2 separate regions of the Mus musculus genome follow, and region 2 is linked to region 1. Evidence: chromatin loops called from intact Hi-C (ENCODE). Cell type or tissue: left cerebral cortex. All regions are shown on one strand. Links, peaks and the distances in the headings refer to the core of each region. The heading gives the core; the rest is flanking DNA.

Region 1 (12,171 bases), core at 2,494-10,493:
AGCAGTCTCAGAGTAGCAAGGTGCTACCAGCAAGTCCCAGAAGCTATAGCAGTTTACAGAGCCTTTGTACTTTCTGTACTAGAGAGCTAGACAGTCTACTCAAAACTATGTCCTATGGGGCCTGACTTGCCTGGATTCAAACTTCCCTCCCTTTTCCCACCTACACAATCTGAGATCTTGGGCAAGCCACCTCCGTGTTTCAGTTTTCACATCTATGGAATGCACATAGCCACATCTAATTTACAAGCCTGTTGCAAGAGCTGAATGAAGTCTCTGCCATAGGTATATACATGATACATGAGTCTCTGAGTTTAATATAAGTACAAAGAACAAATCATGTTTTCAGCTTATAAGGCATATGTTTAAAACAAGTATTAAATGAACATACTGGTGTAGTATGGAGTAGCGTATATTTCTCAATAGTGGAGACAAGTTTCTGGCAGAGGTGGATATTGAGTCACACCCATGGTGTTCCAGTTTGGACAGAGTAAAAGGGTCACTCTGTTTATGTCATCTCAGTAAGATTGCTCATGCCTGCACTCTCAGCATTTGGGAAGCTGAAGTAGGAAGATGCTACATGTTCAAGACCAAGCTGTGAGACACAGTGAGTCCCAGGCTGACCTGATCCCTCAATTTAAAATGGGAGGTGGGGTGGATACCAGTGGTCCTTTCTAGTTTTTGTTCTTCTATTCTGCATCTGCCACAGGGCCACCAGCTAGTGAAGTGCAGTAAGTAAAAGGAGTCACAGAAGGAAAGTAAGCCACCCACCTGAAGAGAAAGTCAAAGGGTGAGCATCTCTAGAGGACTATAGTAAGCTAAGCATAACTATAGGACTATGGTGAAGACTCCATTGTGAAAGCCAGTCACTGAGCATCACAAGAGGACCATGGGGAAGCATCCGTTGGGAAAGCCAATGGCTGAGCATCACTACAGGACCATGATGAAGTCAATGGCTGAGCATCACTAAAGGACCATAATAAGCAGAGCATCTCTACAGGACCATGGTGAAAAGTCCATCACTAGAAGACAATGGGCAAACATCTACTGTGAAAGCTAATGGCTGAGCATCACTAGAGAACCATGATGAAGCCAATGGCTGAGCATCACTAGCAGACATTGTTGTCCACTGTGAACAACTGAATCAGCTACCTACTGTAAATAAAGCACTTTGAGATAAAGAAGAGCATCCCAGAGTCTAAGAGGAAACATGCCAGTAGTAAAACCCAAAATATGTCACTCCCAGCATCTGACAGCATATAGAGAAAGATGGAGTGGTCATCAACACCTATTCTACACCATCAATTTTGGAAATAGCCTGGTTAGAAATATCTTTAAAGAATTTCAAAAATTAAGGTAGAAGGCCAAGACCAAGGGGGGAAAGAGATAGACACTAAAAGAAGCAAAACATTCGAGAAATAAACTATTTTTGCTAATACATTTTTTAAAAGATTTGTGATCCTTAGACAGATGGGCAGTTTCAAATGTGAGGGCGAAAATGGACATGATAAATCAGAAAGTATAAAGGCTTCTAGTCTACTGAGACCATATGCTAAGTATGGGGGAGAAGAGGACACACGCTCAAGAGAGAATTTGCCACAACAGACTGGAACAAATGCATTAATTCCTGATGACACTAAGAAAAGAACAACTGTGGTTATCTTAAGAAAAGAACAACTCTGGCTATTCATGAAGGCTGTTAGTAATTAAAGCATTACTATGAAAAATGATACATGGGGAAAACAGGATTCCCCCCTTCTTTCCTATGCAGCCTGAATGCTGGAAAATCCAAATAATTCCTGGTAGAATGCACTTACGAACACTGTTCCAAATAATAGGTGCAACAGGAATGATGTATTCAGACTGTCGATGTATTTGCACTCCCTAATGAAGATGACTTCAGGAATTAAGAAACTAAAACCATCAGGTGAAAGGTAGAAGGGAAAGTGACATCATCTGCGTCAATCAGTCAGTCCTCACTACTCCGGAAGAATCCTGACCTATCAGCACCACAAAATGACAGGGACACCTAGCACAGTACTACTCAAAAACGGTATGTGCTTTTGAATCCAGTCCAGCCTCCGTATGGAATTGTCAGGTTATAGGGATGGAAGAATGGGTTAACTAACACCCAGAAAGTAGGACAGAGTCCTGGACTAAGGATCCAATTTGTCTTGCAAATCAATATCATTAAAAAAAAGAGGGTGGAGTCTGTTATAAAATAAAACGGACTTAAAAGTTCAAGAATCAAAATCAACATGTGGCACTCTTAGTTTCTGATTCTAATAATAACAGCTAGACAGGCATCTTCAGGAGGATTTGCATGTAGGAACTGTGCTAAGAAATGTTAACTGTCTTAGGAACGAAAAAGTCACAAGTGCTTTGTTTTGTTTATTTGTTTGACTTGTTTTATTTTAAATAGGAGTGCAGAGCTCACTCTGTAGCCAAAGCTTGCAATTTTGACAGACTTGTGTTCTAGATACAGCCATAAGCTACCATGCTGGCACAGAGGAGGGTGCTGGTGGCTGTAAGGTCCTTATCAGAGGTGTCAGATGCAATTTTTATGAAGTAACTCAGAGGTTGCTTTAAATTATACCAGAAACAACCCCCTCCCCATCCCATCCCTTACCACAAATGAAACAAGATTTGGTATAATGGGATTCCAGAATACCTGGTGTTGCCATTGATGTTTAAAAATGTTTCCATAGCAAAATGTAGCCGTAGTAAAAAGTAGCAAGTCTTCCTACAATGCAAACCTTAGCTTTTGCTTTTCTTGTCCAAAGGAGGTGCAGTCTTCTCAATGAGTATGCACAGTGAATTCAATACCATTAGAAACAACAGAACAGAGGAACCAGGGAACCAAGGAAGTGTGCTGTATTAACCAAATGACAGGTTAACTTGTCCCAGAAAGAGACACTCTGTAAGGTACTGGGCTGAACAACACAGTCCATAGAGAGCTGAGTTGATGTTGGATGGTCTCAAACTGTGGGAGTCTCAGACAACATGGACAACAGCATAGGAACTACTAGGTCAGATTTTGGTATGATTCAACCTCTTCACCAACAGTGCAATACTCAGAGCTGCTTTGTGCCGAGTGAACTTCTATGAACAGAGATCACTCAGCTCAAATCCGTAGGTACGGCCTCACAGTTTTCATTGAGTCTCTGAGTCATGCTGCCATTACATTAATATCAGTGTCCCAATCAAGGGGACTACCCAGTTAATATCAGATGTTCATCACCTGCCAATCAGCCTGGGATATATTTTACTATTTCTCTCTTCCTCTCAAACCCCTTCTTATGGACATTTACATCATCCATACTATTCTTAAGTTGAAGCTCAAACCCTTACTGTGATGACATATGGAAATTGGGGGGGGGGTGTGGAATACTGTGATGGAAATCTTTGGCAGTATTTAGATTGTATTTGGTTGTGAGGGTGAGGGCCTCATGGTAAGATTAGTGGCTTTATAAAAAGAGGACAAGATTGTCTTTGACCCTGCTGAAGAAAAGCCATAAGAATGGGTAGAGGAAAAATGGGCCCCTGCAAGGCAGACAATGCCCTGTACAGAAACAAAACTAGCCTGAACAGAGCTTGGGTTTGCCAGATTTCATAACTGTGAGAAAATAAACATCTCTTCAGGCCATCAAGTTTAGGGTATTGTGTTACAGTGTCTCAAGCTGCATGACACAGAGCACATGATTTTACTTTGTTTCCCTTCTTTCAAACTCCTTCCTACCCCTTTGACAATGAGGGTTACAAAAATCGCAACAGTAGTTGCTCTAGTTAGTGTTTTTCAACAGGACAACCAAGCTATAGTTATCTGGGACTCTCAACTGAGAAAAGACCTCAATCAGATGGCCTGTAGGCAAGTCTGTAGGGCATTTTCTTGATTTGCTGATTGATGTGGGTGGATGCTGCCTACTCTCAATAGTGACACCCCTGGGCAGGCTGAGGAAGCCATGGTGAGCAATCCAGTAAGCAACACTCCTCCATGGCCTCCGCTTCAGTTCCTGACTCCAGGTTCCTGTCTTGAGTTCCTCCCCCAAGTTTCACTTTTTTACAGTTGATAAACTGTAAGCTATAAGATGAAATAAACCTTTCTTCCCATGCTTTTGTTTATGGTGTTTTATCACAGCAACAGAAAGCAAACTAAAATAGTCTCCCCTGAAGCAGAAGGAGGGAGAAACTGATAAAAGTGGGAGTTTCCCAACAGTGAAAAACTTGACACTCAATCTTTTAAGAGAGACATGCATTTAAGCTCTTAAAGAACTAATACAATGTAGTGTGACTGAAGAAGAATTAGTAAAGTAGCTTGTTTGAAGAGCCCATATACAGAGTAGTTTGAAAGTTAGGGCCAGTCTGCATATTGACAGGGCAAACATCATCATCCCAGGCAGCAAGAAACTAGAGTCCCTGTGTAGATGAATGCTGCAGATGGATCTGTGGACAATTCCTGTCACAGACTTCCCGGCTGCCCATGTCTTCAGCATTCTGTGCCGTGGAAAAGTAACTGTCAAGGATAATAGGAACACAATTTGACCTACTTTCTCCTAGATTCTTGCAAAGTCTATAATTCTGGGTCTTGTGTTTATTTAGCCACCCTATCTTGAGGACACACTTCCTGCCTTTCTTTGTAAGCAATCCTATACACCACACATCAAGATTACTGTGTGGAGTGGATGGAGTTAGGGATTCTTATGGAAGAGTAGGGGAAAGGACTGAGGTCCCGAAGGGGTTAGGAACTCCACAGGAAGACCAAGAGAGTCAACTAGCCTGGATCCTTGAGGCTCTCAAGAGACTGAACCATCAGCCAGAGAACACACACAGGCTGGACCTAGGCCTCCCTACACATATGGAACAGATGTGCAACTTGGTCTTCACATGGGTCCCAAACAACTGGAGAGGGGGTTATCCCAAAAAGTGTTTCCAGTCTGTGGGCTATATTCTTCTAGCTGGACTGCCTTGTCTGGCCTCAGTGGGAGAGGACGTGCCTAGCTCTGCAGTCTTGATGTGCCAGGGTAGGGAAAAAAACCAGGGGAGCCCACCCACTCAGAGAAGGAGAGGGGCGAAGTGTTGTAGGAGGAGGTGACCGGAAGTGGGGGGGCAGTGAGCGGAATGTAACGTGAATTAAAAAACCATGATTACTGTGTGGGCAATTCTAAAACTTTCCTGGTGGCTGACTTAAAAATTATCTAATTGCATGAGAGAATCCTAAGAACAATCCTTTAAGGTAGCACCGAAGAAGAAAATACCTAGGAAAGGGAAAACACAGCCTGGAGAACAAGAACTGTAGCAATTCAGATCCTTGCCCATCTATAGGAAGCCACGACAGAACAAATGCTTCCTCAGCCCTTAGGTTTCCGCAAGCCAATAACATCACAGGAGCTGTGAGTCTCCAACTACTGTCTCCTTTCATGACATATAACTAAGACTTCTAGTCAAAAAAAAAAAAAATCACACCATTGTTACGATTTTTCAGTAAATACTACATAATAATCAAAAAATAATTTTTAAAAAAAGTATGAGTAGGATGTACCAAGGTATTCCCAAGCTCTGCTGAGTAGGAAGGAAGTCAGTGAGAGCTTACTGGGGCTTTCTTGAGTGGCTTGAGGATCACCAGGATGACAAGCAGGCCCTCCTTTTAACATAAAAAACATGTCTGGCCTGCTCAGGTCGTGAGATGCACTTACAACACAAGGAATGCTCCTTCACCAGGAAGTCATATCTGAACACACCATCAGAAAGTCGATATTTGAGATTCCCGGGGGTCCGACCCTCTCCCGCTCTAGGGGGCGTCCCGGAGTACTGAGTGCTCCCAGCGCTAGCAGCTCACCCAAGCTCTTCCAACTCCTAAGTCTCCCCCTCAGCAGTGGCGGCTGCCAGGGCAGTCCCGACGCCCAGACACTGCTGAGTCTTCCAAAACAAGCACGCACGTCGCAGGCCACCTGCAAACAGGACCTGCGGGAGGCCTAAGACTTTCTGTGAGACGGGGCTGGTTGACTCAGTCACCGGACACCTGCAGCTTCCCCACAGAAAGCAGCAAACAGCCCTTCTTCCTGCGATGCCCCGGCGCCCGGGTGCGCTCAGGTGCATCTAGGGGGAAGGGTGGCCGTCGCAGCCCGAGGGGCGCCCCCTAACCCCGACGTCCCAGGCCCCGCTCCAGCGGAGTCCCGCCACCTCCCCAACTTCCAGCCACGGCGTGGCGGGCCCGCGGGGCAGTCGAGGGCTCCACGTGCGCGCCCGGGCCACTCACCCGGGCGCCGGCGGCGCTCCGCTTCCTCCGCAGCGTGAGCCCGCTCCGCAGCAGCGCAGGCAGGTCCCTGAGGCGCGGCCGCAGAGACGCGGCGGGCGGCTCGCGCTCCGGCTCCCGGGCGCTCGGGCTGCGGCGCAGAGGGCCATCGGCCGGGGCCGCCGAGGCCAGGGCCGGACTCTCGCAAGGCGGCTGCATCTTGACAGAGCCCACCGCCATCCTGATGCCCTGACGGTTGCGGCGGCGCCCGCGGCTGCTCTCCTCCGCGCTCGCCTCCGCGCCTTCGCCAGGCAGCGAGAGGGCGCGACTGCGGCTCAGGCGCGGGACGCGCTGCCAGCCGCTGCCCATTGGCGCGCGCCCGGCTGGGAGCCTCGGCCCCGCGCACCGCCCCGGCCCCGCCCAGGTGCTCCCCGCCCCGCCCCGCCGCTCACCTCCGGACGGCTGAGACACTCCCACCGCCCGCGGAAGGGGCCCTGGAGCGGCGAGTGCTCTGAGCCTGCATAGGTGCGCCATTCCCAAAAACCTCCTCCCGGACCCATTCCCCCGAGTCTAAAAAGTCCCTTTGCTCCAGCCAGGAGTGGCCTGGACTGCGACCCAGAAGGCTCAGAGGTCTTCCTCCCTCCGGCGCTTAGCCTAGCCCCACAGCACAGTCGGTATCCTAGAAAATGTTCAGAATTGGTTTCTTGGGACAACATTGCCCACTCAGTGGTCGGTAGGCGCGCTCCTCATAAAAGGGGGAGCGGAGAAAACTAGTTGGGTTTGATGGGTGCTTAGTAAAATAGGTGCAAGTCTGGTGGCCCGAAGATGAATCTCTGTTGACATGTTGGAACCTGACCTCCCTGGAAGCCTTCTGTGTCTGGTGAATGTGCTTGGTAAACTGTAAAGGCTTAGCGCAGCATGAATCACTGCTTATACAATTCCAGGAGGTAGGAATTGTGGAGTGCTCAGTGGAAACCATTCCAGGAAGGCCTTCAACTCCAAGGGGTTGTGAATCTTCAACAAGGCCTTTAACCCCTCAGCACTAGGACGCTGAGACCCACTCTTTACCTATGACCGCCAAAGATCTGAAAAACCTTTAAAATGACAAGTAAGGATCCTTGACAAGGTTACTATCTCACACAGCAGATGTTTGGCCAAGTGCACACGGGAAATGTGGCCGAGTAGGGAGAGTGGAGATCTTGCCCTTAAGAAAAGGGAAATTCAGCCTGATGTAGATAAATACTAAGAGGAAATCAGGTAGTCCCTAAACTCTTGCTAATTATCAAGTGAATGTAAATACTAAAACCTCCTGGGAAGAGCAACCTAAGCCAGGCCAAGAAATTTACACAATGTCTTAAAGCTTAGAGCCCTTCAAGGAGATTTGAAATTGTGATTTCAAACTCTTAGGTGGCTCACATAGGGCCAGAGGGAGCCTTTGGACCTGGAGGCTATGTCCTGTTAGAGAAGGGTGATGTCATAATGAAGAAGTCGGGGGAAATAGAATTTGTGTTGTCCGCTTACTGCAGAAGACTTACATTTTGTCCCCTTAACCTATGTACATTTATTGAGAAGGAGTCAGTAATGAGCTCTATAGTCTGTTATGGTTTCCAAATGTCTGTGATGCAGATTTATCCAAGAATGAAACTCTACATCTGTATCTCTAACATCAGTCTCTTGATTTTTAGGTTAAAATGTGCCAGCTAAGGGGTTGGTACTTGGTTCCAAGGAGTTCCCAGGACACTCCTAGTTAACATTCTGATCTGTGGGGCCTTCTGCCAGTCATATCATCCCTGAGAAGTAACATTTGAATTATCTATGACTTCACTCCGCTACAGAAGAGATCGCATATGTTCTGTCTCCTAGTTGACATTCTCGGTCTTCACACATGTTCAAGCAGCTTTTTTTCCTTTGGCTTTTTGTTTGTTTTTGTTTTTGTTTTTGTTTTTGTTTTTTTTTTTTTTTTTGAGTCTCCTGTAGCCCAGGCCGACCTGAGCACCGTATGTAGCCGAGGATCACGTTGAACTTTTGGCACCCCTTCTTTGTCTTCCAAGTGCTAGGATTACAGGCTTGCACTGTAATCCTAGATTCACAGATTCACAGATTCACAGTTTTCAATATAAGATTTAGGAGTTTGAAACTTACACCATAGAGTCTATAGAATCGGCCATGCCATGTATCTAAGGCACAACATCAATAAGGACTTTTGAAAAGTCTATTTAGGTTAAAGTAATAAATAATAAAGGCCACACATACTTAGCATAAAAGTAAGCAGGTGGGAACCAGGAAGGTAGTTTGTCTGCTAAGGTGATTGATTGCCTTGCAAGTCCAAGGACCCAAGTTAGATCCTAAGAAACTATGTTCAAAACCAACCAAACAAACAAGCAAACAAGAATAAGGAAGCAGGGCATAATTAGTGTCACCTCTTTTGATCCCAGGGCTGGAGAGGTAAAGACAGGTAGACCCCTGGGGAATTGATGGCCAGCTAGCCTTATCTAAAGGGGTAAGCTCAGGCAAGTAGGAGACTCTATATTTAAAAACAACAACAACAACAAAAAAAAAAATCCAAGTATGAAAAGAACCTGAGAACTGGCAGCCAGGGTTGGCCTCCACATGCATGCACACACATAAGGATATTCACCTACACACGTGCATTTGCACACACACACACACACACACACGATATATCAGAAAGAGCAGGAATCTGTTAGTAGAAAATTCACACCACTCCTTTCAGACAAGCCCACCCCAGCACCCTCTCCTTGCCTTTTGCCCGGAGTACCACCCTTCTGTAATGCTATGCTACAGCGCTTGCATCCTGAAAGGAATATTCTAGGGATTTTTTTTTCCAGCCTTTTGAAACTTGTGGCTGCTGAGCACTTGAAATGTGGCAAGTGTGACTGAAGAACTAGGTTTTTAACTTTATTTAATTTAAATTATATAAATTTAGACAGCAGCATATGGCCACTGGCTATCCAATATGGCACATCCTAGAGATTTCTCTCGCCCAGACCATTCCATTTCTTACATTCAAATGTCACCATTTCAAGGAAGCATTTTATGACCGTGTGATATAAAACCACAGCCCTTCCCAAGCCTTTCACAGAGCTTGTTGCCTTCCAACATTCTACATAATCATTCTATATACTGTACAGACTTAGTCTCTTGCTGCCTCTCTGAAACTAGAAATACACCCTGTGAGAGCAGATTTTTTTTCTTTTGTTTAGTATTTTAGCAGTCGACCACAGTCATTGAATAAGTGAATGCTTTCATGTATGCAAACTCAGTTTTTCAAATAAGGCTTCACCTGGGTTTAAGTAAAATTATCCTGGCGTTGTATTATTGAAAGCTTAAAGACTATGGGTCCTGCATGTACAAACCCCGCAGCACTCTAACAAGACCACTAGCCAGCCTGAAGTCTAAGGAACCAGAGCTGATGATTTTTTACGAATGGAAATGGCATCATCAAGGCTACACTTGTGGAAATGCCTGTCGTGAGAAGCCACAAATTAGACAGGCTTTTTGTAGTGAAGAGAAATTGGAGAGCTGGAAAATGACCCTGACAGTGAACTATCTGCAATGTCATGAGGGCTGAACTGCTGCAAGAGTGGGGCAAAACTGACTGAGATGTTAGATGAGACAAGAGGCAGGAAAGAGGGTACAAAATGGCTTCTCACAGTGCTGCAGACCACACTCTGGGAAGATGACCATGGCCCAAAGTCTATAATGGGACCTTGAAGACTTGGGTCTGGGACTCTACTTCCTTGCATTTGAACAGGCTTGGGAAGGCTTTGTCCCAATGTTTACATGGGGATGATTTCACTAGATCTGTAAATAGCCCTTAATTTGGCCTGGCAGATTCCATTTCCTGCTATCTCAGAACGCTTGTTGGTAGAATGTGCTCACTCAGAAGCCAACTGCCTTGTTTTAAGGGGCCATCGTAGATATGTAGAAAAACCCAGTGTGGAAGGTTTCTGGCAGCTGAATTCCCATTCAACAGCATTATCAAATGTCGACTATCCATAAGCCACTTGAGATGTGCAGCCCAGGCTAGTCTTCAGCATTTGAGGGCAACCAAATTTGAGGAACCTGAGTAAGAGCTACCAGCTGAGCACCATCAACCACTGAATGGGGAGGTAAAATAATAAATTGTATTAATCCCTAAGTATAGAGTATTTATTTTGTAACTATGATGATCAAACACATGGTCAAAACAGAATGTGATTAAAATGAGAAAATGTTCCTTTGAGGGGAGGGAGGTCTATGCATAAAGAAACTATAAAAATGTCTTTACCTAGTGTGGTGGGTCATGTCTTCAGTGCCAGCCAATTAGATAGAAGGAGTGTAAATTCAAAGACAGCCTGAATTATATTGTTATACTCTGTCTCAAAAAGCCAAAGGCTAGGGACACACAGTAGCCCAGTGCTTACCTGGTAAGTGAAAAGCCCTAGCTCCAATCCCTAGCACCAAGGGAAAAATGTTATTGGAGTTGGCCAAAAAGGAAGAAAAGGTAGAATATTTTCTTCATATAATTGTGTTTATATGTACATTTGTGTACATACATTGTGAATGTATTACCTAATCAAACAAGAATTTACTGGCACCATATTTAGAGAAGTCAGAAGGTTGGGCAAGCAGGTTCTGTGGGCTTCAGTTTATACAGCAGCTATACTGGCTAAGTCAGAGGGCACAGGAGTGAAAACCGAGATAATGAGAGGAGAGCATGGGGGTTGGGGAGCTTATGAGGAAGACTGGAGAGCTGTGTCAGATTCAAAGTCATGATGGCTGGATGGGGCAGGAGGTGCACAGGTAGGTTGCCCTTAGAGAACATTCCGCAGATGGCTCTGAATCCCTGGCTGTATAAAATTCAGGATAGTGATTCCCTGGCTTTTCTTCATTTAATTATATACTCCTGTATGATTACCATAAATACCAAAACATCATGGATACACGGGTCGTCCTTTGTGTCTCACTGTTACTTGTCTACCTGCTTGTCCTTGGGCACAATGCACATCAGGCTCATGACTCCTCGGCCGTCACAGCTGCCAGGACGTTGGTGTACCCTCTTCCTAGTACAATCCCTCTTACATACCCAACTCTGAAGTGTGCCTCACTGAAATACCTTTATATTGTTGTATCAGCTTTCAGAAATAAACACGTAATTTCTCTTTTTTATTCAGCTCGGCCAACATCCCAGTATATAATGACTAAAATAGACAGACCTGAGCCTGGCCTCTCTGAGGATCAGAGCTGAGTAGCTAGCTGATCAGAAGACAGATTATGTCACACAAAACTCATTTCCCAGACTGCCTCACCGAGAATGCCAGAGAGAACCATGTGTGTACTTGATACTCATGCTATTTTTGTGATTTGTATGGAATGAATATGCAATTGAGAGAAATGTAGCAAAATAATGAAACATGTTTCAGATCTAAAATGTTAGGCTTACTTTATTTTGGTTTTCAAGAATCACAAATAGAACTATCTGCCCTCACACTGCTCATGACAAACCTGTGTGGTACAGCCCTGTTATTTTTATAGCATATCACGAACCATGCCTCAAGCAAATACTCCCCCCAGGGGGTGATAACATTTCCTTGTGCTATTTGCATCAGTGGCTCCAGTCAAAGAGAACACCTGATAGGGATAGGTGCCAGGATGGATATGTGTCCATATGAGTTCATCTTCTACTCCTTGTACTGATGGTCTTGAAACAAAATCTCTCTGTGCCTCTTCATACACTGTATAGCTATCACACTGGGAACTTCTTAAGTTAGGCATTCAGAGTCAGGGAAGAAAAATCCTGCATGATCAAAAGCCCAGCGTGACAAGACAGTAATGAAGGACTTAATGTAACCAACAGACAGCAATAAATCTAGGCCAGTCCTGTCCTACTCTCCCTCCCCTACCCCCCAGCTAAGGAAATCTATGCATCCTTCTGCACA
Region 2 (12,171 bases), core at 1,528-9,527, 54 kb after region 1:
GCTGGTTTCTGAAAGGTGGTACCATGCAGTTGTGAAGAGCATGCTATCACTATCTTTATGACCATTCAGTGTTTTAGTTGATCCGTTTGTAACATGGTGATGATTTCTCAGAGGACTGTTGAAATATTTTAGAATTTGGAATCAGTTAAGATGTAGATGACTCTGTGTGTGTGTGTGTGTGTGTGTGTGTGTGTGTGTGTGTGTGTGTGTATGTGTGATGCTAGGTTCCAAATTCAGGGTCTTATGATGCTAGACAAGCACTCTCCTATTATGCTATACTCACATCCCAAGTAGAAACTCTTAGAACAGTGTCTTGACATGGAAAAAAATTATCAAATGTTTTCCTCAAATTCATGTGATGTCCTAACTCCTAGAACTTCAGAATGTGACTCTATTTGGAGATGGGCTTCTAGAGAGGTGGTGAGCATTGAACAAAGCATAGATCAGGCCCTAATCTATCATGTCTATTGCCCTTGTAAGAGGAGATTAGAACCAGACAGGCACAGAAAAGGGAGCACATGATGTCACTGGGAGAGGAGAAGATGCCATACACAAGGCAAAGAGAGAGGGTTCAGAAAAAAACAAGCCTATTGATACTGCTTCTAGGATTTGGGGCCTCCAGAAAGGAGTTTTGGTTATTTTAACCTTCTATTCTATGGTATTTTGCTATAGCAGTCCTAAAAAGTTTTTACAGAAGGAGGAGAAAGTTCCTTCCAAGTTCAAGGCACTTGCCTCATTGCCTTGCTTACCACAGTGTATTTTTCTCCACACTAAGCTAGGGAAAGTGGGCCTATGAAAGGGTTAAGAGAGCAAAAACACTAGTTTCTTTAGCTGGATTTGATCCCTGGAAGCCAAGTTAAAAGCTGGATGTGGGTGGTAGGAGGTGGGAAGTGGGAGGTGGGAGGTGGGAGGTTGGAGGTGGGAGGTGGGAGGTGGGAGGTGGGAGGTGGGAGAGGGTATCTCTAAGATGTGCTGGAGACCTGTAACAGGGGAGGCCCTGGGGTATCTGTGGGGAAGACTCTAGCTGACATTCCTAATAGTGGAAGATATGGATCCTAAAGTGACCTCTTCCTATAGCCATGGAGAACTCCCAGTGGAGGGATGAGGACAGCAACCAGCCCACAAAACCTTTGACCCAAAAATGTGTTCTGTCTACAAGATGCTCAGGGACAAAGAGGGACCAAGGCAGTGGTTAACCAATGACTGGCCAAATTGAGATCCATCCTATTGGTAAGAAACAATCCCTGACACTATTAGCAATACTCTGTTATGCTTGCAGACAGGAGCCTAACATAACTGTCCTCTGAGAGGCTCCACCCAACAGCCAATGGAGGAAAAAGATGCAGAGACTTACAGCCAAACATTAGATGGAGCTTGAGGAGTCTTGTGGGAGAGTTGAGGGAAGGTTAGACAGACCCAAGAGGACAGGGACTCCACAAGAAGACCATCAGAGACAACTGGAACCTTTGGGGCTCCCAGAGACTGAATCACTAACCAAATAACGAGCTCGGGCTGGACCTATGCCCCTTGCACACATGTAGCAGATGAGCAGCTTGGTCTTCATGCAGGTCCCCAAACAATGGGAGCTGTCCTTTGATCTGTTGCCTGCCTGCCTGTGGATTCCAGTCCCCTAACTGGACCACCACCACCATGTCTGGTCTTGGTGGAAGGGGATATACCTAGCCCTGCGGTGACTTGATGTATCAGGAGGGTGATACCCAGGGGGTATCGCTGTCTTCTCAGAGGAGGGGGAATGGTGGGAGGATCTGTATGAGGGAAGACTGGGTGGAGGAGAAGGGGTGTGCTGATATTGGTATGTAAAGTGAATTTAAAAAAAAAGCTGCATGTGATGACACACATCTGTAATCCCAGCACTTCTGCCCAGAGATGAGAAGTAGAGACACATGAATCCACAGAAGGTCAGAGAGCAGCTAGCCTGGAGAACATAGTGTGGCAGCAGAAATACAGGAGACCATACCACAAAAAAAGTAGAAGATGAGAAGAAATCCTAAAAGTTATCCTAACACGCACACACATATGTACATCATTGTATGTGCCTGCCCTTGCCAGTTTGTTGCCCCATACCCACAGAGGTGAACTCTCGTATATAATGAGGCCATGCATGTATAAATTTTGATTTCTAATTCTAAGAATGGCAAAAGAGCAACCTAAACTTCTGGATATGATAGGAAGATAAGCACTTAACCAGTGTGAACACACACACACATGAGTGGGAAGGCTATGCACACATGTACTCACTCAAACAAATAGCCTGGAAATTCTGGTGAAATTTTCTGAAGTTCTGGACCAGATTGGTCACTAAATTCTCAAAGAGATACATGACCAGAGTTCAGATCTTAAGGCTAAGACAGAGAGAGAGAAAGGACAGGTTGATATATAAAATTAGGTTGATGTGGATATAATGTATAAAATTAGGTTGGTGTGAATAAAGAGCTATAATAAAGAAGAGAGAGTCTGGGTCTTTTTGACTGGGAAGGCTGCAGACAGTGCTTCCAGCAATGGTTTAGAAAAGAAGGAATTCTTCCAGAGTCAGAGCAGGAACCAGGGAAAACAAACTAGAATAGTTTCTGGTCTTTGGCTTGGTTACTGCTAGATTTGAGTTTTAAATTTCACTTTCTCATGGTAGGAACAGGGCCCTATCTACAGGGGATATAGTGGGAGCCCACTGAAATTGTCTTCCCATATCCTGGCTGCTCACTGGAACCCCCTGAAGACATTTTGCTTTATTCGGAGGCAAGGACGACCAAAAAAGGACTCCAGCTCCCTCCCACACGCTCTATTTTTAGTGGCTGCCTGTAGTGCAAAGTATAGAAAGGTCCTGAGCCAAGGAAGTGTTTGCCTTGTCTGCTGGAAAGAGCTCTCTCTCATTCTCTCTCTCTCTCTCTCTCTCTCTCTCTCTCTCTCTCTCTCAGTCTCTCTCTCTCTCTCTCTCTCTCTCTCTCTCTCTCTCTCTCTCTCCAAAAGCCTTGTGTTAAACACAAGTGTTCTCTGCGTTCTCTGCAGAGTTGCTCAGATTCCTATGAATAAGGATTGCAGGATCAGCACAGCAAATTCCCTACATAAGGTCCACCAACATCCAGGGACAGAATCCCAGCAGGCCTGAGCAGTTGGTGACAAAGAGGACAGGAGAATTGAGGATATAGCCAGGAAGGCTCTGAAGACCATAGCATGCATCCAAAACAAAGGTGAGGCCTTGCAGATGGGGAAGCAGAAGTTCTAACACAGGACAAATGGCCACTCCAGACCAGTTTTCCAGAGAATAAAGCTTCATTATGAGTGTCTAATACAGCAAACAGCTCCAGAGACTTAGCAAGAGTGCTCCCAGGCCTTGCATATGGGTAACTGCCCACAGTACGTGCTCTGTAATTTCTGTACACTACAATCACCTTGAAGGTTTTCAAATCTCTTGCTGGTTGGTCCTCTCATGCAGTCAACTCCGTGTGTCTTAACCTGAGCTGCACATGGAAGCCGCCAGGGGAACTTTAGACAGTGGCGATGCCTTGCTCTTCCCTCATCCACCTCTAGACAGAAATGCAACACTTATCGGTCTGGGTGCAGCCAGGACTAGGGGTCAGCCCCTCATAATCCTAATATGCACCCATGGTTGAGAACAGCTACTACAAAGAAATTGAGAAACAGATACTCTGACCTGGGATGTCTAGCGTTATGCCTCAGTAGAGATGACCCTCGGCTGAACCAGGCTTTCCCCCAGATCAGCCACTCTTTGGGTGCAGAGGAAACTCCACATGAACCTCACTATCCCAATCCAGAAGGCACAGTCATTTTGATTTTCTAGACTTGTACAAACATAACCCTTGGTGGCCTGGTTGACACTTCCCTTTTCAAGAAATCACTGTGATTGCTGTCATACACCATTAGTTTGGATTTTTTTTGATTAATTGGCTGGTTTCCCTCAAATGGTGCCCTTGATATCTTCATTTTGTATCTTGTGGACCCATCACAATACCTGGCACACAGAGGACCGTGAAATACCGAAAGAAGTGAAACCACTAGTTACTACGAGGCCTTAAAAGCCCACCAGGCCACACCTTGGCAAAATAAGCTAAAAACCTCAATATGAGGTTCAATCATTAGAGTGTAAATTGTAGGTGAATAGACCCATATTTTAAAAGCCAAATTAAACAAACAAGTGTGTGTGTGTGTGTGTGTGTGTGTGTGTGTGTGTGTGTGTGTATGTATGTATATATGTATGTGTAAGCTATACCTCTGTGATTATATAACCTTAGTCTTTTCTCTTCAGGACCCTGTAGCTGCCTTCCTCCTCAGTCTCCCTTCCCTTGCTAATCTCTTAGTGCATGAGTCACCTCTGTGGTCATTTGCTGTTCTCTGGGAAATTCCCTCTTGCATGGTCATTGGGTTCCTCAGGAGAAGATCTAGCTTCCCACTAACATTTCCAGGGCTTGGCAGAATGGCACTTGGTGAAGGGGAAGAAAAAAAAAAAGCCTATTCATCTAAGATAGGGGAAATGAGGCTCAGCATATTTATATCAAATTTGGTCATCAGCAAGTGCTTCCTGGTCAGTCTTGGTCATGGGGTCAGGGAGTCACGCTACTGTTTGAGATGATTAGGCTATACTTGCCTTCTGCCCAGAGCACTATGGGTAAGTGTTTATACCATAGCTCTGAGTCCTGAGGTACGTTCATGCACGTGTCTTCTAATGCTTATCCTCAAGTATGTTAATGAGAAGGCAGTATCTTATGTGACAAACTTTCATTCACTGGAAACATTTTAGCCAGAAATCTGGTAACCAAAGGTTTGTTTTATTAGTTCTCCAAACATCCTTCACAAATAATAAAATAAATAAACCAAATGGTCATTTGCATTTTGAACAAACCTTCCACATTCTGAGAGGGAGCACTGCCCACCAGCAGTCTCTTTTTCTCTGCCTCTCCTCCCTCTGCCAGGGTAGACAGCAGGTCCTGACGCTCTCATAGTAAACGCATCTGACCATTAAGGAGCCAGATTCCCCTGTGCCCTCTCCAAACCACTCTGCCCATCCTTAATCCTCCCTACACTCGTTCTCATACATAAAAGAGTGGCATGGCTCTGGGCAGGCTGTCCCTAACACTTCACTCTAGGTCACATGGACACTGTTTAGATTAAATATGACGAGTCTCCCTGTGTACCTGGCCCTTCCATCCCTACCTAGAGCTATTTGACCACCACCTATGGTGTTTTAGAAAAGCCCCAGTCCAGAACAGGGTTTCCAGAGTTATGCCCCCTGTGAGCTCAGCTCGGCTGTCACCGGCTCTGGTCTGATGCTTTAGCTCTTGATTCCGAGACTGAACACTACAGTGTTTTTACCCAGCTAGCTCCCAGAGCTGAGACTGGGCCAGGGGAATGTGCTACGTAGGGATTAGCTGAAGCAGACATATCAAGACCTGGATATACTTGGAAAAGAACAGACTTTCTCTGGTCCGTGAGAGTTAGGACAGGGAGAAAGGAATATGTATCTCGGAAAGGAAATGAGGAGATCAGGGAGGTGGGAAGCAAGGGGAGGGGCCAGGCTGGGAGGGTCCCAGCACAGAAGCTGTACACAGAAAGTGTGCTACTCTGTGCAGCTGGCTCTGCGGTGGGCACGTGTACTGGGGAGAATAAAGGAAGATAGCCTCAGTTCCTGAACCTTAGGTGAAGACCCGAGCCTCCTTGCCAGCTTCCTTCCTGAGCGAGCTGTCCTTGCCTCTGGTCCCCGCCAGTGCTCAGGTTCATCTCTTTCCTGTCGGGCAGCCTCATGGCACAGACATCCTGAATACAGTCGCCAGCCAAGAGTCTCCACATGGTGCTCAGATAAGGTGGTATTGGGCAGAGTCCTGAGGAGGAGGTACTTAGTGTAGATTCCTGTGGGAAGGGCAGTTCCTGTGTAAGGGACAGCAGGTTGCAAAAGCCCTGGTGAGGCATGCCCCAACATAAGGGAATCTGGACTGGGATGATGGGAGCATTTGGCAAAGAGATGCGGTAGGTAGCAGAAGGAGCAATGGTAAGGCAGGGCTTGATGGGTCAGATAAGGGATCTGGATTTTACCCAAAGAAATAAAGGAGGGAATGTTTTCAAAAGCTCACAAAACTGAAGAGTAGGGGTCATAGGGAAGGGCAGAGAGGATGTAGGATGGCTCTCAGTGACCAGAGAACTGGGATGTGGTCCTGGCTCTGCCTGCACCTGGTGACAAAGCATGCTGCAAAGTTCTCTCTCTCTCTTGCAGCAGATCCCCGGATGAGAAGCAAATGCCCCAGCCCTTCCCCTCTAGCCCTGTCTTCAAGCAGAAAAAGTATCCATGCCCCTATTTTCCTGGGCTTAGAGGAGAGAATACACAATGGCACTGGTTACTTGTGCCTCTTAGGACATGTCCTTTGTGTGGACAACAGGAAGGGGGAGGCGGGGAGAGAAAAAAAGGAAGCTACTGGTGTGGACAGCAGGAGGAGAGGGGAAAGAAAAGAGGAAGCTACTGGTACTTTGAGACGGTATGCAAACAAAGGACTGTCCTGAAGGACCACTTTCCCTACTTCCTAGACATCCTCTCTTCCTCCTTTGTTCTCCCTCCTCTTCCTCCTCCCCTCTCCCTCATCCCCTCTCCCTCCTTTCCTCTCCCTCCTGCCCTTTCCCTCCTCCTCTCTACCTCCTTCTCCTCCCACCCACATGCATCCTAGGCATCACTGTCCAGTTATCAAGTCAAGTGGCTCTGACTTTGTTTAGTGACAAGAATCCTGATCAGATTCTACAGCACGGGCAATGACCATGCCTGCCCATTCTGCACTGGATACTTGCAATCTTCCCTGTAATTCTACATCTAACTAACTAACCCTCTGACTTCATCTGACTTATTCTGGCTTACAGAAGATCACGATTTCTAATCATAGCTAGTGTAATCTAAAGAATAATCTGTGTAGCAAATTTCTGTCCAGCACATCCAAAATGAGTACAGTTAAAAAAATGATAACTGTGTACGGAGATGTGAGATGTGTGTGTGTGTGTGTGTTGGGTGTGTGTGTGGTGTGTGTGTATGTGTGCACGCACATGCGCGCCTGCAAGTGTAAAGGACCTTAAAGGCAAATAACAAAAGAAAGATGGATTATTGAAAACTTCAACTTTCCTAGGACTCAATGTATATTGAAAGCAGCCAGCCTTCAGTGGGCAGAAGCCCGTGTTATTTAGAAAATGTGGGAAATGGGCTCTGTCAAACATAACCAATGATAATGTAAATTGCTATGACCTTTCTGGAGGGGAAGCTGGCAGGAGGCAGCAAATTTTTCAAAACTATGTACCATAGAAGCCCTTTTGCTTCCAAGAATAAGATCCTATGAAATTACTGGACAACTCCACAAGGACATATACACAAGGGTTTACAGGAAAGCAGGTTAAATCATCCATAGGTCAAACTGGCTGAACACCCAGTGTGCATGCATGCCAGGGGACACTCTTAGCCAGCAAAAGCCGTATGTTCATTGATGAGGAAATGAGCCTATAGCACAGGAAGCAAAAAAGGTCAGTCACAAAAGCATGCAGTGGTTTTGGATACAAGCTTCTGGGTCTATTTCTGAGCAAATGAAGAAAGAGTATGGAAAACAGGTCTGCCAACGGCAAGTCATGCTAGGACTCCTCTGGAATAAGGGAATTTTTTCTTTTTTTATTTTCCACTCTTTTCATTTTCCATGATCGCTGAATTTTAAGTATTAAACATTAGTGGTTTTTGAAACCAGATAAAAGCAGCAATACTGAGGGGGTCTGATGAGTGGTGGGATATGGTTTGCAGCTGTCTGTGGTCAAGAGCTCCTCTCTCCTCTCCTGCCATCTCAGACAGGATTAGGCTTTGGCTCTCTCAGGTACATGAGCATGCACTCTGTTTTCAAAAGTTCCAAAGAGGCATCAACATTTCCTTTACATTCACTCCTGGGTTTATCAAATCCATCTGAAAAAGAAACGTCCTCCTGTGTTTAACGGGAAGCATCAGTCCTGCCATCTGAGCTATTGTGATTCTGTAGGCAAGTGACTGACAGACTTCGTGGAAAGTTGGTACCTTGAACCTCACATTCTTTTTGGACCTAAATGTAGTGTCTTGGTAAATTAAGAGGAAAAAAGAATTCTTGTAAGAAACAGGATTCATTAACATTCCAAAGACACCTCCAATGAGTGTGGCTATGCTTGATTCTCATCAAGTTCACCGTTCAGTGACAATGAGACATGAATCTCATTATGTGCTCAGCAGGGAGCCTAATGCTGAAGTAAGGACCTCTTCATTCAATATGAGAATTTCCCATGGGGGTGTCTTGGGGAAGAATTATCAAAGTTAACTTTGAAATTAACTCTCACCATCAAACGGCTGGATAAGCCTTAAAACAAGTGTGCTAACACTTGCACATCTTTTATAAGTGTATTTGTCTTCTCTTTTTTGCTTTAAAAATTATTATTTTGTGTATATGAGTATTTTGGCTACATGTCTGTGTGCCTCATGTACATAAGCAAAATAAATATATTAAATTTTAAATTAAAAACTTAAATATGAGTAAATAAAGATATTAATAAGACCCAGATATTGGTAGAACACATATTTATCATGTGTGAAGCCCTATGTTAGAGCCCCAGTACCCCCTAAAAATTGACAACTAGTTTTGAAATACTTTGTGCTTAGTCTAGAAGCACACAGAAAGAGAAAGCCAGTGTGTGCTTGTGTATATGTATATACACATAGAGATACTATTAGGTGGTCCATATTTCTGATTCACTTCAATCAGCCATATTACTGACATGGTTTGCCTCCAAATGACTTCATGCTCCTTCACAAACTAAAATTCGCCTGCTGTAAACATTGTCATCACAAAAGAGAGTCAAAAAATATTCACAGGCTCAGCAGGGGTTTCCCCAGGAGCAGTTCCCCAAATGGCTTGAGCACCCAGGATGCACACATCCAGGGTGAACACACCCATGGCTTGATTTTCCCAAGGACTCAATTCCCACTGTTTCCACAAAGGTTCGAAGTAATCACCAATAATTTTAAGTCAGCGACATTGGTTTATCATGCATCTCATTTAACAAAATTCACTATGAGATGCTTATGTTTGCTTGGATGTGAAAGAAAGATGCAAAGCTTTATGAAAGGCATGCGGAAAGGAGTTATTTGGCTTAAAGACATAAAAGTGCTTTTTCTATAGGCGTTTAATGGAATTAAAAAGATATCACAAGCAAATGGGGAAAGGAGAAATTGCTTCACATGAAGGAGCTGTGTGGGAAGAACCTCCAGGACACTGTCAAATGCTGGCGGGGACTTGGAATAGCCGTGGATGACTTCGGAAAATGGCTGGCTAAAACCTAAAGCATAAAGTTGACAAATAACCCAGCAGTATCCTCCTAGGTGCTTTCTCGGGGGAAATAATAGTGTCTGTCTGCATGAAGACTTATACTTGGATGTTCAAAGAAGCATTGCAGTCACGATAGTTCAAACTGGAATCCTCAATTCCATGTGGTACAATCACTAACAGATTATTATCTGGCACTTTATAGAAATGAGGTGCTAAAACATACCTATAGAAACAATACTATTGTTTCTATATTGAATACCTACTGAAAAAAATACTAAAAAGAGCTGGCCATACACACACACACACACACATATATATATATATTCCAGAATACAGAAAGTCTGGAAATGGCTCTGCGTCTGCCTGAGGGGCTGAGGAGAAGTAGAAAGTGCATGGCATTGCGCAGAAGGATGTATTGGAGATGATGGATGATGGTGTTCTAAGGATTATTCGAAAGGCTGGGCACGGTGGTACATGCCTGCCATTCCAGGACTATGACTTCAGACCACAGCAGGAAGGATCTTGAGGGTGGTGGCTCTGGCTAACCAGCATTAACCTTACACAAGACCCTGTTCCAAAAACGAAAGAACATCCACAGATAGATGGCTGTGAGCTTTGCACAGATCTATAAACCCACTAAAAGTCATTAGACTTTATGCATAAAATAATAAATGTATGTTGTGATGTTATACCTTAACAATGCTGCTAAAAGTAACATATTGACTGGTTTTACTTTCTTGCTCTTCTGGTTCCAATTTGTAAAAAATAAACAAAGATATTAACAAAGTTATATAACTATAACTAAAATGTAGAGACTATGCAAGCACAAAATAATAATATAATAAAAAAAAATAGGGAGCCAGGGACAAGTTGATCTCTTGAGTTTGAGGCCAGTTTGGTCTACATAGAAAACTCCAGGACACCCAGGGCTGCACAGAGAAACCCTGACTCAAGAAACCAAAAGAAAAACAAAACAACAATAAAAACAACTTCCTGAACTGATCAGGCTCTAAGGTCAACAATTAGTAAACAGGACCCCCTGAAACTAAAAAGCTTCTGTAAGGCAAAGGACACTATCAATAGGACAAGATGGCAACTTACAGATTGTGTAAAGACCTCCATTAACCCCTCATCCAACAAAGGACTAATATCCAAAAGATATAAAGAACTCAAGAAGTTAGACTCTACAAAACCAAATAACCCAATCAAAAATTGGGGTACAGAACTGATCAGAGAATTCTCAACAGAGGAAACTCAAATGGCTAAGAAGCACTTAATGAAATGTTCAACTTCCTTAGTCATCAGGGAAATGCAAATCAAAATGACTGAGATTCCACCTTACATCAATGAGAATGGCTAACATCAAAAATTCAAGTGACAGCACATGCTGGTGAGGATGTGGAGAAAGGGGAACACTTCTCGCTTGATGGTGGGATTGCAAACTTGTACGACCACTCTGGAAATCAATTTGGTGGTTTCCTAAAAAAATTGGGGATAGTTCTACCTCAAGACCCAGTTGTACCACTTCTGGGTATATACCCAAAAGATGCTCCACCATATCACAAGGACACTTGCTCCACTATGTTCTTAGCAATTTTACTCAAAATACAGGAAACTGGAAACAACCTAGATGTCCCTCAATCAAAGAATGGGTAACAGAAAATGTGGTACATTTTACACAATGGAATACTACTCAGCTATTAAAAACAAGAATATCATGACATTTTCAGGCAAATGAATGGAACTAGAAAATATCCCCAGTGAGGTAATCCAGACCCATAAAGACACAAAGGGTATGTACTCATAAGTAGATTTACCCATAAAGTAAAGGCTAACCAGGCTGTAAACCAAACCCAAAGATGCAAGTAACAAGGAGGGACCAAGGGAAGATGTTGAATCTTACTCAGAAGAGGAGACAAAATAGACATCTGAAGAAAATGGAGGGAGGGAGCTGTGTGGGAGAGGGGTAGGGAGGGGAAAGGGAGTAGGAACCAGGGAGACTGAAAGAGAGAATGGAAATGTGTGTGTGTGTCGGGGAAGGGGGGTCATTTATGGGATTCAGGAAGCTTCAGGGAGCTTATTGGGGTGACCCTAGCTGAGACCTCTTACAGTGGGGAATATGGAGCCTGAGGAGGCCACCTCCTGTAGCTGGGCAAGCTATCCAGTGGCGGGAGGGGAACACTAACCCATCCAACAAAACCTTTGACCCAAAATTTGTCATGCCTATAAGTTCAGGGATAAAGATGGAGCAGAGATCCAATGACTGGCCCAAAGTGAGACCCATCCCATGTGAGAGAGTCAGTCTCTAATACTATTGATGATACTCTTCTATGCTTGCAGACAGGAACCTAGCATAACTGTCTCCTGAGAGACTTTACCCAGCAACTGATGAAACAGAGACTGAAACCCACAGCCAAACAGTAGGCAGAGCTCTGGGAGTCTTGTGGGGAGTGGATAAACTATAACTATCTTGTGGGGAAGGATAGAGCGAGCTGGAAAGGTCAAGGACGCCACAAGAGGACCTACAGAGTCAACTAGCCTGGGCCAGTGGGGGCCCTCAGAAACTGAACCACCAACCAAAGAGTATTCACTGACTGGACCTAGGTCCCCTACACTTATATAGCAGCTGTGTAGCTTGTTCTTCATGTGGGCCTCCTAACAATTGGAGCAGAGGCCGACTCTGACTCTGTTACCTGCCTTTGAATCCCTTTCCCATAGCTGGGCTGCCTTGTCTGGCCTCTGTGGGAGAGGATGTGCTTAGTCTTGCTGTGACTTGATGAACCAGGGTAGGCTGGTACCCATGGGGGCCTCCCCTTCTCTGAGGAAAAAGGAATAGGGG

The links. A loop is a pair of places that touch in the nucleus more often than their neighbours do. Peaks named below come from ENCODE experiments on the same cell type or tissue, not always from the same donor. Only the 100,000 strongest peaks of a DNase experiment are listed, where the experiment ranks them.
Region 2: it touches region 1 in a loop (2.3-fold over the local background); 6 of 42 quality-filtered maps call a loop at or near these places.

The regions. Positions count from the first base shown.
Region 1 is chr12:117,528,316-117,540,486 of GRCm38, reverse strand. It overlaps Rapgef5 (Rap guanine nucleotide exchange factor (GEF) 5), which reads right to left and starts at 6,559. Exons shown (of 26, transcript NM_001373989.1): 1 at 6,254-6,559. The coding sequence starts at 6,469. In left cerebral cortex, for the core only: a CTCF peak has its summit at 5,794; DNase peaks (open chromatin) are centred at 6,492, 7,093, 9,178, 9,592 and 5 more places; H3K4me3 peaks cover 2,761 bases; H3K27ac peaks cover 5,025 bases.
Region 2 is chr12:117,473,487-117,485,657 of GRCm38, reverse strand. The region is part of intron 1 of Gm31482 (a long non-coding RNA gene); the gene reads right to left. Among named protein-coding and RNA genes, the nearest start is that of Gm31482, 13 kb to the right of the region's middle. In left cerebral cortex, for the core only: no CTCF peak of the experiment used is centred there; DNase peaks (open chromatin) are centred at 2,779, 3,077, 4,351, 6,363 and 1 more place; H3K27ac peaks cover 2,079 bases.